Regions from separate parts of the Mus musculus genome. Here regions 2 and 3 are each linked to region 1. Evidence: chromatin loops called from intact Hi-C (ENCODE). Cell type or tissue: left cerebral cortex. All regions are shown on one strand. Region 1 has its middle 8.7 kb from the start of Gm33596. Region 2 overlaps C230072F16Rik (RIKEN cDNA C230072F16 gene). Region 3 has its middle 2.4 kb from the start of Tmem178.

Region 1 (2,500 bases):
TGTCACCTGCTGGGGTCCCCATTAGACACCCTAAAGTTTAAAAGCACTTGTTTACCAATGCCCCAGTCACAGAAAACCCAAATGCCTATGTCTGCAAGATCTCTCTTAGTGGGAAGCGGGGAGTCAGGCAGACTTTTTAAGAAATAAATTTGTGAATTAATTTTAATTGAACGTAAAACGTGTACATACTTCTGGATACCATGTGACCTCTCACTGTATGTATTTGTTATGTGATGTCCAAATCAGGGCAGGCATGTTCATTCACCATGTCTTCTTCCACAAGCATGTAAAGTCACTCTCTCTAGCTTTTGGGGGGACTACACAGTCTACCATCCATACCATCCATAAGTATCCTTGACTAGAAACTCTGATCTTGTTTTTCCCGTCTGGCTGACACCCACTATCCTTTGACCAGCCCTTCCCTATCCCTCCCTCTCTGACTTCCTCCCGTCTCTAGTAACCCGCATTCTGCTCTTGATTTTAGAGAGCACACTTTTAGAATTCACCCATGAATGGGGTTGTGCTGTGTTGTTTTTCTCTGAGCAAGCTTAATGTCCTTCAGGTCCATTAGTACACGCCCCTTGTCACATCCCAAGCCAGACAGGTGCTCCTGACCCTGATACAGAACAATTTTCTCCTAGTCATTACCTTCTCCCATAACTTACTAAATGTCCACAGGGACGATAACAACGAAGGTCATAGGAGGCCATCTCTCTGAACAACTAATGAGCTATTCAGAAAGTCAGCTGTGTTGATTTTTGAATGGCACCAATGGCCCAAGGCAGACACCCCTCACAGCCAGCCTCTCCTGGTGGTGGCAATGGTGGCCTTGAGCACAGACCTTAAATTATGGGGAAGTAACAGATTTTGTTTGTGGGGCTCTGCAATATCATGATAAAGTCTGGTCACCAAATTGTACTATCCTCTCTCTGTAAGTTGCTGTGTTCAAATGGATGAATGTAGCAAAATAATAGCATGTGATGTATGGGCTGACAGCCTAGAGAGACTTAGGGTTAGAACACGTAAGTACATCCTGGCTAGAACTACATGGCTTAGATTTTGTATTGCTCACGATTGACAGCAGTGGTTCTCAACCTGTGGGTGGTGACCCCCATGGCCACATGACTCACTGTATTAAAGGGTTTCAGTATTAGGAAGGTCAAGAGCCACTGGTCCAGAGCCAAAACTTTTTGGAGAAATGAACAGCTCATCAGATCTGCCTTGAGTTTGTCGGGTCCCTGTAGTCCCCAAGGCCAGAAGGTCCACGCTGCAGTGTGTTATATAAGTGGGTGTGGTGGTGGTGGGGTGAAGGTGTGCTGTGCACAGCAGAACTACAGTGTGTTCAGGGCATGCTGGGATCTGCAGAAACATTTTCCAGTAAGGATTCGTGTCAGTTTCAAAGTGCTCAAAACAACCCTAAAAAGAGTGTGGCCAGAAAAGCTATTATTGCTGCCTGAAATCCTTGTTGGAACAAAACGTGAAACAAAAACGAGCGAAATAGAACAAAGCAAGTCATTGTGTAGCGAACCTCACCGTCCAGTGTACCTGGCTGGCATGTGGGTGACTCAGGAAGGTCAGGAACCAGGCTGTGGCAGTTGCTTTAAACCTCTACCTTTCGGTGTGTTTCGGGGGTGGGGGTGCTATGTCCTTGAAGGGAGCGTGGGTGAAGAGCACTCCTGCCTAAAACCGCGTGGGTTTCCCTCCTCCCCCATATCCCTGTCCTGTTTTCTAGAAACAAGTGGATTCATCGGACTCGCCTGCCGATGACCCCCTTCTCTATTTTCTGTTCCCTTCCTTGAGCCTTCCTCCATCCTGGCTCAGGGTGAGCCGACAGGAGGAGCACAGAAGGCGCCGACCTTGGGCATAGAGGCAGAACTGCCCCCCCACCCCCCACCCCCACCCCCACGCCCCCACCCCCCGCTTGAACTAAAGCAGTGGCAAACCCTCTCCTGAAATTTCTTTCTCGCCCTTCATCAAACTTTTGTTGGACCTGGAAAGGAAATGAATTCTAAAGGCAGGAAATGACCCAAAGACCGGAACAATGTGTGCAAATCTAAACTCGTGCTTCCGCCCTTTGGTTACAAAGCATTCTAATCTGTGTCCCAGGAAGCCTAGCCCATTGCCAGATGGAGATCTGTTTTCAGATCGGCTCTTGGCATCTGCCACTCCCAGCTGGTGACATTCGCACGTTTCTGAAAGGCAAACCTGTCCCCACATCTTCAAACTTCTGGAGAGGTGTAGCCCCAGGAAAGTCCTCGAGGCTCTGGCTGACAACGCCAACCATCTGAAGCACTTCATCTGCGGTCGAACTGTTGCTGGACTCCAGCCTAGAACGCCAGCACACGGAGTCTGTTCTCGAAGATCTTCAGCATCTGAAACCAAAGTGTGTCTCTGCTGCCAAAAAAGGCTGGCTCCCTCGCCTGCTTCATAATCCCTTTCTCACCAGGCGTTCCTGAAGAAACCCGATGAGTCAGGGAGGAAGGAAAAAAAAGTGTCTGAA
Region 2 (2,500 bases), 130 kb after region 1:
CGGATTTCTAGAGCATGCACTAGCTTCTGAGACAGGGCGGGACCACGAGTTTAAGTCAGTGGTTCTCAACCTTCCTAATGCTACATGGTCGACCTCCAAAGGGGTCTAGACCCACAGGTTGAGACCCACTGGCCTGAGTGCTCACTGGCTTCACCCCTTGCCCATTCCACCAGCTTAAGGAGATTGCTACCCATATATAGTCACTCTTTTCTTCTTCAGAGTTTACAAAGCACTTTTCAAGTCTTGAGCAAGACAGGAAACCTGTGAGTGGCCCTTTTGTCCTCATTTTCAGGGAAGCTAATGGAGTTAGTTTATATGCTCCGGTGACACACACAGCTAGGGTAGAGCTGAGCAAGGACTCAGACAGGGAATCTATTCCCAATGAGGCCATTAATCCCAGGTAAATCACTACTTTTCTAGGTCTTGGGTTCTTCAGCTATAAAATAGGCTTGCAGCAGTTTCCTAGGCGTGAGTTTAGAATTGTTTAAAGGAAAACAAGTGCCTTACCCACCCCATTGCCAACTTTTTAACAGCGGCCCCACCCTCTAGAACGCACAAGTTCGTGGTTCGGTGGAAGGGGAAAAGGATCTGTGTTGTGAAGTGACTTAAGGGACTGACTCTGTTCTTGCAGAACATCTGGAAAGGGCCAGAGAGAACACATCATGTCATCCCTGTCATCCTTGTCAAGGCTGTCTCTTGCGCGCGCCGGACTGGCCAGCAGTAACGACGCTGCAACAGGATCCTTCTGCACACGTTTATTGGGAGAGCTTGATTGCAGAGGCGAAGAGACCCCGAGCCCAGAACTGGTGCTGCTTATATAGGCCTAGGAGAGGCGTGTCTCACACCCGGATTGGTTATGCACTACGCCTCATTTGCATGTTCCTCATCTGATTGGTTATTCTCTCTCTCTGTACCTCACAGAGCCTCATTATCATACCTCATTTGCATGTCTCACATCTGATTGGTTATACTCTCAAAGCCTCATTATCATGCCCGGGCCAGGCAGTGTCTTTGCAAAACACTTTACTGCATATGTACACATTGGTTGTTTGTCCAAACTTATGCGTGGTGGCCAGCAGTAGTCAGTGCCACTCTGCAACGGCACATGTGGCTTCCCACAGCTGTCATCCCTCATGTGGTCCTCCTCCTTGGCTGGTACAGGCATGAGATCTTGATGTTCAGGATGGTGAGGGAGAACTGCTTTCTCCTGACCTCAATCTTTCCAGACTCTTATGTAAGGGTTTGGCTTCAATGCAGAGTGAAAAGATGGTTCTGTGCTGTTCTAGCTAGTGCATAGTGTCTCTAAATAAACATGCTAAATGATCAGGTTTGCTGTGTCACTAGCAATGGTTCAGAGTAAAACAAGTCATCCTATCTCATCACACAGCCACCACCTTATTTTTATTGCTTTTTAAAAGAATCTTTATGTGTGTGTACATGTGGGAGGTTATGGAAGGTGTGTGGGCAAGAGTATGCCCCAGATAGCATGTGAGGGTCAGAGGACAGCTTTGAGTATCAGTCTTTGCCATCTACTTTGCTTGAGACTGGTCCCTTACTATTTGAGCTACGTGAGCTGGCCTGTGAGCTTCTGGGGAGTCTCCTGTCTCTGCTCATTTCACTGTAGAAGTGCTGGGATTGCAGACGGACACTATGGTGTATAGCTTTACTTAGGCTCTGGGGGATCCAAACCCAGATGTTCATGCTTGTGTGGCGAGCACTTTATCCACCTAGCAATCTTCCTAGCCACACAACTTCCACACTACTAGTAGTATCTGCCAAGCAACTGAGCCTGAATCCTGGGCTAATCAACAAGGCTTCAAACACCTATGGCTACAGGGCTATGCTTTAAGGTGTAGTTTTTGTTAGTATTCTGATATACTGTGGGAAATAACCCAGAGGGTGACTTCCATTGGAAATGAAACTTATACTTCACAGATCCTGAGAGGAGAAGGAGGGAACAGCCTATGTGTGCTCCAGGGAAGAGTACATGGCAGTTGGGAACCTGAAGAAGGAAGCAATAGAAAACACAGGCCTGAGTCTTTTTTGGAAGAGTTTTCCTTCAGAAAGGAATGGGTAAACGAGGCAAGCAGGCTTAGGGATAGCTAATTTGAACCTGCCAGAAGGTTCTAGCTTTAGTGAATATTGCCAGTTCAGAGAAGCACTATCTCTCAGGGCATGTACTTTCTCTCTTTCAAAGGGCCCAAGTTAATCCTTTTTAAGAAATCTTTCAATGGATCTATGTGTCTATGTATCTATCTATCTGTCTGTCTATCTTCTTTTTCTTCTTCATTATCACCATCTATTTACTTATCCATCATTATTTATTATGTCTCTCTATTATGTATCTATGTATGTATCTATGTATGTATCTATGTATGTATCTATGTATCTATCTATGTATCTATCTATCTATGTATCTATCTATCTATCTATCTATCTATCTATCTATCTATCTATCTATCTATCTATCTATGTGTCTATGTATCTATCATCTAACTTC
Region 3 (2,500 bases), 140 kb after region 1:
AGATATTATAGCGAATGTGTTTGAGGAGGGCAAAAGTGTTAAAATGGCCAACACATCAGTTGGGGCATTTAAATGCTATGGGAATACTTAACAGTAACAAAGAAGGCCCTAGGGAGATACAGTGAGTTATTTTCTCTATGCTAAAGAGTGGGGCATGTAAGGTGACAGGAGGAAAGGGACATTAAGAAGGATGCAGTGGCAACAGTATCTGTGGTGACTATAGGAAGAGCTGGTCCTGAAATCCTGGGGACCAAGGAGAGCACTGCCACCCCAGCACGGGCTACTGGAAAAGACCCAGAAGGACAGATATAAATGACACTTCAAAGGAAAAAGCCACATGATTTGCGAAATTCTGAAACACAGAGTATGAGTGGCTTATATGGCTTGTCAACAGGAGAGAAAAAGAGATTGGAGGCAGGGCAGACACAACGTAGGGAAAGACGAGCTTGAGGTTTGGACATGTTCAAATACAGTAACGTTCCCAGATGGAAATTCTCCAGATTTCTCCCTGTCCCTTCACAACAGGGCTGTTTAGTGAGGGATGCACTGGAGTGTTTGGTCTGGAGAGAGCAAAGACAAATTTTAGATGAGTGAAGCAAGCAACATTTGAAAATATTGAGGTCCTAGCCCTGCTAATTCTGAGCCATGTAAGAAGCCATTAGATTAGTCCGACTAGATGACTTAAAGACATGGAAAAGTATTTGTATTACAGTGTCCATAAACACTGAAATTTCCAAATGTACTAGATGGACATAAAACCAAAGAGTTATAACCTGAATGAGATGCTAGTATCGCTGATATTTTCCCTTGGCAAAACTGAATCTATCCTTGGAGAACTAAGTCAGATGCCTGTCCTCAGCCCACCTGAATTCCCGCTCCCCAGGCAGTCTGTCATTTACTGTTCATCTTCCCACAACACTCGGTTTATATTTCTGCCACAGCCCTTGCCTCTAGTTCTGTGCATGTTTTCCCCGCTTGCCACCAGACTGGGGACAGCATGAAGATGGGAAGTTTTCTCATCTCGGCATTCCTCACTCCTGAGCAGCTGGGGTTGGTGGGTGACAATTCATCACTGGAAATCTCCAACAGAGGAAGGCTGAAAACGTGGACGGACGAAGCGATGTGCAGTCGCTGTAGCAAAGCCAGTATACACATCACATGTCACTTTTCTCCGACGCCGATAATGCAGAACCAGCAGAGGCAGCACTCTCATTACACACTGCTGGCCCATATTTGTAATGTGTGACATTTTTTATGAAATACTGTCAAAGGCAATCCATCATTGAATAACCTTTAGATTATATGCTGAGGTTGATTTTAAACAGAGACGTAAATGAACTCCGAGGATGATGCTGGTTTTTAAGAAGGGTGTGATCAAAGAGTTCCACAAAGGCAGAACAAATGCCACGGTCTATAAGACACCATGTTCTATAGGCAGGACACTATGTTCTTTTAAGTCACATAGCAGTGACTGAGAAGATTTTCTGCTACCCTTTTTTCACTTGGGGACAGGGTTAGTGTGATGATAATCATGTGACTATGAAATGTGGCTGAGTATTTGTGCCTTGTAGTACATTGGGTGAGGACATGATAAAGGGGCGAAGACAACTAAACATGAAGCAGTCTCGGGGCTTGTAATAACTATCTTGAGAAATGCCATATGGTATATGTATATGTATATATGTGTATATGTATATATGTATATGTATATGACACAGGGCACTCTAAGTTAATTTCAGATGCCAGTTCGACTCACAGTTAAAGGGGCTCTGTATATCTGGAAAGATCTATAATCTTACACATATTATAGAATATAAATAAATGAAACCTTCTAAGTCCCATCATTTCTGTGTAAATCCTGAAAACGCTTCCTCTGCCGGGTTTAGTGCTTCCTGAGAAGGAAAAGCTGATTGTGAGAAGAACACTAAAATTGTAATTCTTTGTCTTCCTTAATTAGACCCAGAGCTCATCACAGTTCTTGCTGAAGCTGTGAGGAAAAATCCAAGCAATAATTCACATTGTCAGGTCAGCAGACACGGGCATGGGGGTCTGATAGGACCAAGATTTGCTTAAGGGATCTTTCTGTGAAGTGAACAGCTAAGAAGAGGTACATGCTCTTCCACAGGAAAAAAAAAATCCCTGAAGACGTGGAGCCCAAGCAGCAATGAACATGGATCGCAGCAGCATCTCGTGTCACCGTTACAGATGCCATTCCATAGGAGGCAGATCAACCACCTCTATACCAACGGACGTGGGGCACTAATTAATAAGTCCCATTAAAGCACGGAGTAATGACATTTAGCATCTAATGAATGCCTCATAATCTCTTCAGTCATTAATATTTCATAGTGTCAGAGCATAAGGATAGCCGTCCTGGACTGGTACAGCATGGTTTTCTGCCTCTGACATGGCCCCAAGGGTGTAGGTGGGACCAGGGTATGGCACCTTGCCATGCAGAATATACATGCGCATCATTCACTCTGTACTTTGGTCCCAAGGA

The links. A loop is a pair of places that touch in the nucleus more often than their neighbours do. Peaks named below come from ENCODE experiments on the same cell type or tissue, not always from the same donor. Only the 100,000 strongest peaks of a DNase experiment are listed, where the experiment ranks them.
Region 2: it touches region 1 in a loop (2.3-fold over the local background); 2 of 42 quality-filtered maps call a loop at or near these places.
Region 3: it touches region 1 in a loop (4-fold over the local background); 5 of 42 quality-filtered maps call a loop at or near these places.

The regions. Positions count from the first base shown.
Region 1 is chr17:80,799,454-80,801,953 of GRCm38, forward strand. No RefSeq gene overlaps it. Among named protein-coding and RNA genes, the nearest start is that of Gm33596, 8.7 kb to the right of the region's middle. In left cerebral cortex, no CTCF peak of the experiment used is centred here; DNase peaks (open chromatin) are centred at 1,485 and 2,342; H3K4me3 peaks cover 379 bases; H3K27ac peaks cover 1,962 bases.
Region 2 is chr17:80,926,137-80,928,636 of GRCm38, forward strand. It overlaps C230072F16Rik (RIKEN cDNA C230072F16 gene), which reads left to right. Exons shown (of 6, transcript NR_131127.1): 4 at 632-806. Among named protein-coding and RNA genes, the nearest start is that of Tmem178, 17 kb to the right of the region's middle. In left cerebral cortex, no CTCF peak of the experiment used is centred here; a DNase peak (open chromatin) is centred at 1,233; H3K27ac peaks cover 1,173 bases.
Region 3 is chr17:80,940,958-80,943,457 of GRCm38, forward strand. No RefSeq gene overlaps it. Among named protein-coding and RNA genes, the nearest start is that of Tmem178, 2.4 kb to the right of the region's middle. In left cerebral cortex, no CTCF peak of the experiment used is centred here; DNase peaks (open chromatin) are centred at 1,054 and 1,878; H3K27ac peaks cover 1,766 bases.